Regions from separate parts of the Homo sapiens genome. Here region 2 is linked to region 1. Evidence: read pairs that join two places in POLR2A ChIA-PET (ENCODE). Cell type or tissue: endothelial cell of umbilical vein. All regions are shown on one strand.

Region 1 (5,000 bases):
CTCCAGAGTAGCTGGGATTACAGGCATGTGCCACCACACCCAGCTAATTTTTGTAGTTTTAGTAGGGACAGGGTTTCACCATGTTGGCCAGGCTGGCCTCATGTGATCTGTCTGCCTTGGCCTCCCAAACTGCTGGGATTATAGGTGTGAGCCACCGTGCCTAGCCTAACCTGATTTGAATCCTCATTCCTCTGGTTTAATGAACTTGGGCAAATTTTATAACTTCTTTGAGTCTAAGTTTTCTCATGTTTTTAATGAAGATGAAATTACTTACCTTTGTAAGTAATGTTTGTTGGAGAGGAAAATCTTTTCCTCTACCCTCTTAGGTTCAGTTCTTGAGGGCCTGGGAATTAAACTTAGACAAAACATAGATTTTTATTCACGCAGGAGCACACAGAAAAATGTGACTCTAAACAACTAAAGATGGGGGTTTATATACCTAATAGGGGAGAGGTTACTTAATGGGGGAGAAGAAGGGGGGAGTAAAGCCCTCTATGTAGGGAAGAACAAATGAGTATTTAGGGGAAGAAATGAAAAAGAAGAAGGTTTGTGATAATGTTTGTTTATGCAGGTGCAAGCGGTCTTCTCTGTCTTCTTTATGGCCAGTAAAATTCTCCAGAAGAGATTTATGGCAGCCTCACTCCCAGTAGTTTCTGCATTTAGTGAGATAAGGTAAGTTCTGAGAAGGCTTTTTTCTGCATCTGTTGAATTTCAAATGTCTTTAGAATAATCTTTATATCAACTCTGGGGGTCTCAGTGAGTTCCCACAGGTTGTTGTGAGAATAACTAAGGTAATATGGCAAAACTGTTAAGTTAGCACTCCATAAATATTTGCTTTTATTATTATTTGAAAACTAGTCTTTCTGCCTTGATGCCAGTAGCAGATGGGAAATTATGGTGATTTTTATTTCTAACATTGATCCATTTTACAGATCAGCCAGTCTGCTTAATTCCTGGGTCAGCATTTCCTATGCAGTTACCCAAGTGCTGATTCATTGCTTTTTCTCATATTCAATTAAACTCCCCATCTAACTTTTCCAAATCAATTTCTTCCTGACTGTTGACTTAGAATTCATTGCAGTTGTCCTAAATAATTTGAGCAACTCAAGAAAATTAACATCTGCTGAGATCTGTTTCTACCTTTCCTAAGTTTCTCTTCATTCCCTTTCAGTACCCTGGGATGTCACTCAAGTCTCTTTTTAAACCTATATCCACTTCACCTCATTTGGCTTTTTGCCTATCAGAGGTGAAACAAAAGAGTGAAATCTTTGCTTGTGGAATCCTCTCATGTCATCAATTGTTTATAAATGTTTAGTATTTAAAGGACCACTAAGGGCCAGTGGGGAAAATGAATCTTATGGATGGATATCATCATTTTTTGCTACTTAATAATGTTATGGACTTTCAAATGAGATTTCTGTAACTGGAATGAGAAAAATCCTAATAAGTTTAGGATGGGTCAGAAGATTTGTGCAATGGAGTGAATGCTTGTGTGCTTCCCAAATTTCGTATGTTGAAACTATAATCCCAATGTGATAGTAGTTGATGGAAGGGCCTTTGGACAGTGGAGCCCTCATGAATGGGATTAGTGCTCTTAAAAGAAGAGACCAGAGAGCTAGCTAGCTGTCTTTCCACCATATGAGGGTGCAATGGGAAGCTGGCAGTCTGCAACCAGAAGAGGACCCTCACCAGTCCCTCACCGTTCTAGCACCGTGAACTCAGACTTCAGTCTCCAGAACTGTGAGAAATAAATTTCTATTGTTTATGTCACCCAGTTTATAGTACTTTGTTATAGAAGCTCAAATTGACTAAGATAATTTGGATATTAGGTTATATCGCTTGCAGGAGGTATGTAACTTCTTGAAACATGTAAACTCTCTGTGTTGTGTTCTGCTGCCTAAATCCACCAGATAAATATTTGGTTTACTTTGCTTGGGAAAACTGTTACTCAAATGTTCTCTGTACAAATGCAGGAGAGTAAAATTATTTCCCCATTTTATATCAGTAATTGCTATTTTATTTGTCAGTAAGTGTTTCATTATGATTTAAACAATTGGTATAAGTATATTAATATAATTATTTACTAGTTGCTAAAAATATATGCTGCATCTTATGAAAATACATTTAAAAAACACTCGAATGGGTCATTTGACATGAAAGCATCATTCGATTTAGAATTCAGAGACTAAGTTGCCAAAAGAGGAAAATATTTAATACCATTCCCTGAAGGCTAGTAAGTTTATAATTAGCAGGATCACCAGAGGGAGTAAATTTAGAGCTGAAAACCACTCACTGATTCTGTAGTATACTTGAATAAAATAAGGTCACTGTCCATGTAGCTGGCCAAATAGCTTGGCACAATATGGAAGAAGGAACTAGTTTGGCAGCCTTGGGAAATATGATTATTATAAAAAATTTTAATATTTTTAATTAAACAAACCATCAATTCATTTTAAAACCAGGATATTTCCTCATTTGATTAAGTTTTTCATACTAGAAAATTAGAATTGTGACTATGTGTATCAGAATAGAGATGAACTTTAGGCTCTTTTTGATATGGAATTTGTTCCTGGTTTACTGGCAGCTATTTCAAGACTTGGGGTTCTAGAAGACCTTTTTCTTAAGTTTTCTCTATCTCCTAGGAAAGACGTTGAACCCTAAAATGTCATTTAAAAGAGTGCCAACTCAAATTAGAACATCATTTACAATAAAAGACAGTAGGTAAGGTTTACAGCTGTAATTAACTGGTAATTCAGGATAGGAAGCACAAATTTTTCTAAACTATCAAAGATAATTAAGAGGTTATGGACTCAGCCTGAATTATCCCAGTGGTTCACTGTACAATTCAAATATACATGGTGACTCTAACTCCATACTTATAATTTTAAGGCTTATTTTGGAAAAAAATGCCTTTGCAAGCTTTGAGATACATTACTTAAAGCTGCAGAGCCTCTTCTTGAAGACCACTGAAGCTAACTAGCATATATTTCCTGGCTTGATGAGGTCTTCAAGAGCCTGATGATTATTCCTAGGTTCACGTATTATACACAACTAACCATTTGTCCCATAGCACCTTATTTTCTCCAGCTAACAGATTAATAGTCTGAAAAATCTGTTCTCTTAATTGAACAACTGTCTCTCTCAGAACTCACTGGGATAAAGCCAATTGTCCACAAGACAGACAAGTCAGGAAGGGGCCTGACTTCTGAATGACTGATGATCCATATCTTAGCAAAGAGAGTTTGACATAAAAGGGTCTCATGAACTCTAGGTAAGGCAGGTAGCTAACCTTGAAAGCCTGATCAGAAGTGACACCTGGATGGCCTGTCTCTACTGGCCTGCTATTCAAGGGGAGAGGTGAGGCAAGAGCCCAGTAAGGAGGCCTGGCAAAGGTGAGGCAAGATTCATTTCTCTTGGGGTATCGGAATAGAATGAAAAACAGGACCAAGGCAGAAGCTCAGTTAAACAAACCAGTGCCACAGACTCAACCAAGATTGAATTCTGTTACCACAGACGCCAAGGAGCCACACAGAACTCCTCTCCAGCTTCCCCAAACCTGCTTTTCTGCCTTTCCCATTTCAGTAAATGGCACCACCGTCCATTTTCCCCAGGTCTCCCATGCTAGACATGTTACTTTTTTTGTCTCTTAGCTCCAAATATCTGCTGTAGGCTTTCATAATAAAGTTTGACTGCATATTAAAACTGTAGCAAAAACACTGGCAGACTAAAAGCTGATTTCATTTCCTTAAAGGTAAAAAGAACTTAGTTTTACAAATATGGGACCCATCTCCACACTTTGAAGGGGGTCGGAAATATTTGTTTTATGTCCTGAGGTTACAAATAAGGGGTGATGCTCCTCCTCATAGATTTATTAGAATCTCCCTTCTAATACTAAAAATAAAAGGGAAAATTCCATATTAAAACAGGCTAATTGTTTATATCCAGCAGACAGATACCGGCTGGAAAACCTTTATTTTTGAAGGAAAGTACTTATGTAATTTCTAAACATAAGAAAAATAATGGGCTTTGCTCTCTTTTTTTGCTGGTTAGTTTTGCTAATTACTTGAGCCTTCTGGCAAGAACATTGAAATGATAATTTTATCAGTTTAGTCACTTTTTGTCATATGTGAAAAATGAGTTACTGACATTTGTCAATCAGTCTTTGCCTTATTCCTCTGGTTGGTGTGAAACAAAGTGGTGCAGAGAATTTTAGACTGTTGCTACCATTTGTACTCCAAATGATAGCATATTCCTGATTTTCAATAACCAGATAAGGATGGACTTTTCTTGCCTGTGCCACCAAATATCATTCCTAATAAAACACCAAAGTTTATCATCTTGTGATAAACATAGAGAAACTCTATTCAAGATAGGTGCACATCTACTTGTAATTAGAATTAGTTAATGAGACTAAGCATTCTAAATGTCCTGCTTCACAGCAGGTACTATGGGGAATTGAGTTCATTTGGTAATATATTTTGATTTTGTCTGATTTCTAATAAGACTGATGAACTATCCCCTAAACATTTTTATTAGCACATAGTATGTGTCAGCTCTTGGGGTTGATACCATGAAGAGTAAGATACAATCTCACTACCTAGAAATGAGTCTACCCAAATAGAGACTCTTTTTAATGCTTTCAACCCATAAAAACATTTTTGGGGGGATTCTACTGAAGAAGCAATGGAGACATCCATTGGAGGTTAACAGTATTCCTTTGAGTGGTGTGATTAAAGGTGCTTTTATATTTTCCAAGTTTTTAGTTTGTTTGTTTTGCAGAAAATGTATTTAATGTTCTATAAGTGGGAAAATAAAGATTTTTTAAAGTGATAAACAAGGACTTATATTCTTTTTCAGAATAGAATGCTTAGTGAATATTTGTTAAATGAATGAGTATATTTTTCAAATTCTCTAACTTTTTTCCTAGTGTCTTTAAAAACAATAAGCGCATTTATTTTAGGTCTAAATGACTCCCCAAATTTCCTTTAAGGGAGGTATTC
Region 2 (5,000 bases), 130 kb after region 1:
TGTGAGCTTTTCCTCAGAGTAATTACTGCATGGAGATTCTTAAACTCCTGGTCTTAAACTTTCTTTTCCCTCTCTATAGGTCATTTCATTCCCTCCTGTGGCCTTGGTTGCAATATATTGGTATGAATAATGCCAAATTTACAACTCTAGGTCGGACCTGAGCTCTAGACTCTGAACTCCTACTGAGATATCTTATAAGCACCTCAGATATAATATGCCAAAAACTCAACTCATTATCTAACCTCTGAAGCTTATCTCATACCCAGTTTCTCCTTTACCCCCATGCTCTTTCATCCGTCTTTTCACAAAGTTCTGTTGATTTAGACTTCTAAATACCTTTTAAGTTTGTCTTATTATCTCCACCCCCGTTAGGTCATGCAACATGCTCCTGCAACTTCCTTCACCTCCACATCCTTATAATTCTCTTTCACAAAATACGTTCTCAATCTCTATGGGGTACTAGTTTATCAAGGACATGTCCAAACCCCATGTTTCCTCCTCGGTTTAAGTCACTTTAGGAGACATAATAGCCATAAGGAAGTAACAAGCTGATGAGGAGTCACTTATCAGATTGTTAAAGTGAACTAAATGTGGCCTGAGGACTCCATACTTCTATGTTTGAGTCCTTGTGGACAAACTGCAACCTAGCTTAATAGATAGACAAAAATTGAAAACCTAACTTAGGAGTATGCACCTGTAACAATAGCTGAGTCTTGGCCAATTGCAGCGGCAGAACTTCAATGACTCATACATTGCTGAGTGTTCAAACTGTGTTCAAATAAGGCAAAGGCGGAGCTGTAACCAATCCTGCTGTTCTGTACCTCACTTCAAATTTCTGCACGCCCCATTTCCCTTTTTTTGTCTATAAATCTTCCACCACGTGGCTGAACTGGAGTCTCTGTGAATCTGCTGTGATTCTGGGGGCTGCCTGATTTGCTAATCATTCATTGCTCAATTAAATGCCTTTAAATTTAATTTGGCTGAAGCTTTTCTTGTATTAAGATAATACAAATGGGCTTTGTAGTGACATGCCTGAGCACTTGGACATTTATTGTTTGAAACTACAGGGTTCAGTTCAGAAGATGCCAAGGGGAAAGTAGGTTTTAGAGAGACAGCCATGAAAGTGGTTTAAGCGAACGAGAAGCAATAGCAGAGTTGAAGTGGGTAAAAATAATGTCGACGTGGGAGGGCCCTTGCACACTTGAGAGGAAGAACTTACAAAAGCAATGACTGCTTATCAATCTTCTCCAAGATGAACAATCATATCTAACTTTATTTTTATCAACTTTTTTTGTGCTACTTGCTTTTACTTTGTGCTACTTGCTTTTAGTTTAAATTTTACTGTAATAAAACAACAGTGAGAAATTGACTCAAGGATGGGCTGAGGGACAGGGATGTGTCTGCTAAGCTAACTTGGCAGCATAAAAATGCCCCGTTCTTGAGGACAGCTTGTGGAATACTCGTCTTTCAATTCCTCCTCCTTGTGGAATGCCATTCCAATTTTATCAGCTTGATTTTATTTTTTTCATATCAAGATACAATTTCATCTTGAAATTACAAAAGATAATTCAAAAGTTATAGAGAAATTCTCCAAGAGGGGACTCAAACAAGATTTTTTAGTTTAGGAAATCTTCTGATATTCTATTATAAACATTAATTTTCATAGGTGTTTTTTCCAATAGTTACCTACTTTATCAGGTAAGTTATATTCCTTGAGAACATTATTAAAGCTAATGGTAATAGAGTTATTTTCAGGTTAGACTCAAATCCAAGGCACTTTAGAGAGGCATAAAAAATTGTCAAGAGGACAGATGGAATACTCAGCAAAATGCTTCTGTTGTTGCATATAAGTTTTGTTTTATATATTTGTTGAGATGTATTGTACATAAATCAAAATAGAAAAATAATATAATTTTTAGAGATGTCAAAAAATTCTGTGGCTATGATTTTTTTTCCATAGCTTCCTCCTCTGTACTTGTGAGATAGGAGTAAAGAGGGGGATAAAAGGAAAGTGGGGAAAGATAAACATTTACAGAGCACCTACTCCATGTCATTTTACTAAGAACTTGTTCAGCAATTACACCGGAACAGAGTAAATATTTGCCTCTTATTGCTACTATTATGAATGATACCACCAGAATCTTTGTATAGATCACAGCACCTATCCATTGTTCAGACAGGTCTGAAACATGCAGGCCACTTTTCAACCACATCACTCCATCCTGCCTCTACTGTCAGGTAAATATGTAAGTCCATGGAAGTCTTGTCCCATTAGCATCTCCTACTGATCTGGGGTCACAACATACCCTTGGGGGTCATATGCTAATCACTTCTCAATTGTTTATGGAATATTCCTGGCTTTAAAAGATAAAACAACAGGCCAGTTGTCTCATTCTTTTTTGTTTCCATCTATTATTAATTTCTGATCTAGCAAATGCTAAGAATCTTAGGAATTGGCAGCACGGTTACCATTAAGACTTATGGGCATTTGTTCTGGCTGCTTCCCAAGATGACCCTCCCAGTGTTTTCTGGTTCTAACCACCTGGATAAACAAAGGCTTAGGGCACACATTCGTTTTCAGCAGGCAAACTTTCCATTTCATCTGAGGCTTAAGATATAGAAATTATTTAAATTTAATCAGCATTATGTATTAATTGGTCACTTCAGTTCTTCAAACCACTTAAACCATCAAATGATAAAGTGTGCCAAAAATGGTGAAAGTACTTGTTTCCTCTTTAGGACTCAGATTAGCTTTAATCAATTAAGTAAGGTAATATTTTACTTGAGATTAACCTCAAAGAATCAATATTGTCTGTGAATATATTGGTCAGAGTGATCCAGCTCCAAATAACAGGATATGTGACTATCAGCAACTTATACAATGGAAAGTTTATTATTGTACCTAAGGTGAAACCTGGGGGAATTCCAGGGTTAGCTCATTTGGTAGCTCTGGGGAGCCAGGTTGGCTTCTCTGGGATTCTTTTGTTTCTCCTTTCTATCTGCAAGGTGGTTGCATTCTTCATAAGGCATTGTCTGAAAGTTGGAAGAGAAAGTCCTGTCTTGTCTCATCTTTTTAAAAGTTAGGAAAGCTTCCGTGATGCTTGCAACAGAATTTACCTCATATTTTTGTGCATGTATGTCCATCATATTCCTAAAGCAGCCCTTGACAAAGAAAAAAAAAAATCAATGCCATGATTGGTTAAGACTAATGAAAAGGCCGGGCGCGGAGGCTCACGCCTGTAATCCCAGCACTTTGGAAGGCCGAGGTGGGCAGATCACAAGGTCAGAAGATCAAGACCATCCTGGCTAACACGGTGAAACCCCGTCTCTACTAAAAATACAAAAAGTTAGCAGGGCATGGTGGCGGGCGCCTGTAGTCCCAGCTACTCGGGAGGCTGAGGCAGGAGAATGGCGTGAATCCGGGAGGCGGAGCTTGCAGTGAGCCAAGATGGCACCACTGCACTCCAGCCTGGGAGGCAGAGTGAGACTCTGTCTCAAGAAAAAAAAAAAAAAAGACTAATGAAAATTAGCATTCTGAAATGGGTGAGGGAGGACCCCTAAAATACTGTATGAATGAACTATGAGTAAAATTGGAGTTCCGTTCACAAGGAAGAACAGAATCTTTTGTGTAGGTGACTAATAGGGTCTGCCACAATGAACAAAACTTTTCTTTATACCAAATTTCAATAATAGTGTATCATTTACTACTGTTTTTGTTCAACAACCTGAAAGCCCAATTCTAACTGGCTTAACTAATAAAGAAAATGTATTGGCTCCAGAGATAGCTTCAGGCAAGTCTTGAACTAGTGGCCTCAATAATGTAACTGAAAATGTGGCTTCTTTTGGTCTCTTTGCTCTCCCTTTACAGTGCCAGCTTCTTCCTAAGCCTGATACTATTTTGGTACTCAGATGGCTGCCATTATCTTCTAGAGAGAATTCTCTTTTCTGTCTAGTGTCAAAGAATGTTTCTACCGGTATTTATTTACTACAGAAAAACAGGCAGCTTGTCTTTCCTGCTAGCTTCAACAAATACTCCCCACATCCCATTGGTTCATTTAGATGACAAGGCTCATCTCTGAATAAGTGAGTGAGCTATGCAATTGATGTTTAAGCTTTCTTTCCTCCTTGCTTTGTTTGTTTGTTTAAGACAGGGTTTCACCCTATTGCCCAGGCTGGAGTGCAGTAGTGTGATGTGTGATCCCAGCTCACTTCAGCCTCTACCTCCTGGGCTCAAGTGATCCTCGTACTTCAGCCTCCTGGGTAGCTGGGACTACAAGTGTGTGCCACCACACCAGGCTAACTTTTTGTATTTTTATGTAGAGATGGGGTTTTGCCATGTTGCCTAGGCTGGTTCTGAGCTCCTGTGCTCAAGCGATCTGCCTGCCTTGGCCTCCCAAAGTGCTGGGATTACAGGCATGAGCCACCATGCCTGGCCATGTTTAAACTTTCAACATTGCAATGTACTTAAGCATTGCGATTTATAACAGAAATGAAAGGAAATCAGGAAGACGAGTGAATGAAATAATACATAAATAAATAAATAATAAACAGAGGCTCCTCCCCATTATTACAAGTCTCATTTTGTAGTCATTTTCTTAGTAAGAGTTTTAATAAATTAAATAATGTTATCTAGAAGATAGCTTAAAATGAAGCAAATCATAAAAATCAAACTTATGGAAAAATCTAGGGAAAGTCACAACTGTATCAAAATTCTAAGCAGAATAAGAAGCTGGTTGTTTCACATGCAGTTTATTGATTTTGACAAAGATTAAGAAGTTATTCATTGTAACATGTTGATATTAAGGAAATTTAATCAATTATTTTTTGGCTAGAGAACTAACACAGAATCCAATTCGTTGAGGTCCAAATTGGCTTTCATATTTATCATTTGAAGAGACTTTTAACATCAAACAAAATAGGAAGAAATATTTTTAGTAGCATGTACTTTTTAGTGCACGACAATGTTTAATGACAGAAGTGTCAGCATTTCCAGCATGGCT

Evidence for each region. Peaks named below come from ENCODE experiments on the same cell type or tissue, not always from the same donor. Only the 100,000 strongest peaks of a DNase experiment are listed, where the experiment ranks them.
Region 2: POLR2A ChIA-PET joins it to region 1 with 7 read pairs; 4 of 35 experiments call an interaction of 5 or more read pairs at or near these places.

What each region holds. Positions count from the first base shown.
Region 1 is chr5:128,056,816-128,061,815 of GRCh38, reverse strand. It overlaps SLC12A2-DT (SLC12A2 divergent transcript), which reads left to right. Exons shown (of 4, transcript NR_152813.1): 2 at 572-672. Among named protein-coding and RNA genes, the nearest start is that of SLC12A2-DT, 24 kb to the left of the region's middle. In endothelial cell of umbilical vein, no CTCF peak of the experiment used is centred here; no DNase peak of the experiment used is centred here.
Region 2 is chr5:127,921,892-127,926,891 of GRCh38, reverse strand. All of the region lies in intron 6 of CCDC192 (coiled-coil domain containing 192), which reads right to left. The region is part of intron 2 of LOC124901059 (a long non-coding RNA gene); the gene reads right to left. Among named protein-coding and RNA genes, the nearest start is that of SLC12A2-DT, 160 kb to the left of the region's middle. In endothelial cell of umbilical vein, no CTCF peak of the experiment used is centred here; DNase peaks (open chromatin) are centred at 2,541 and 2,891.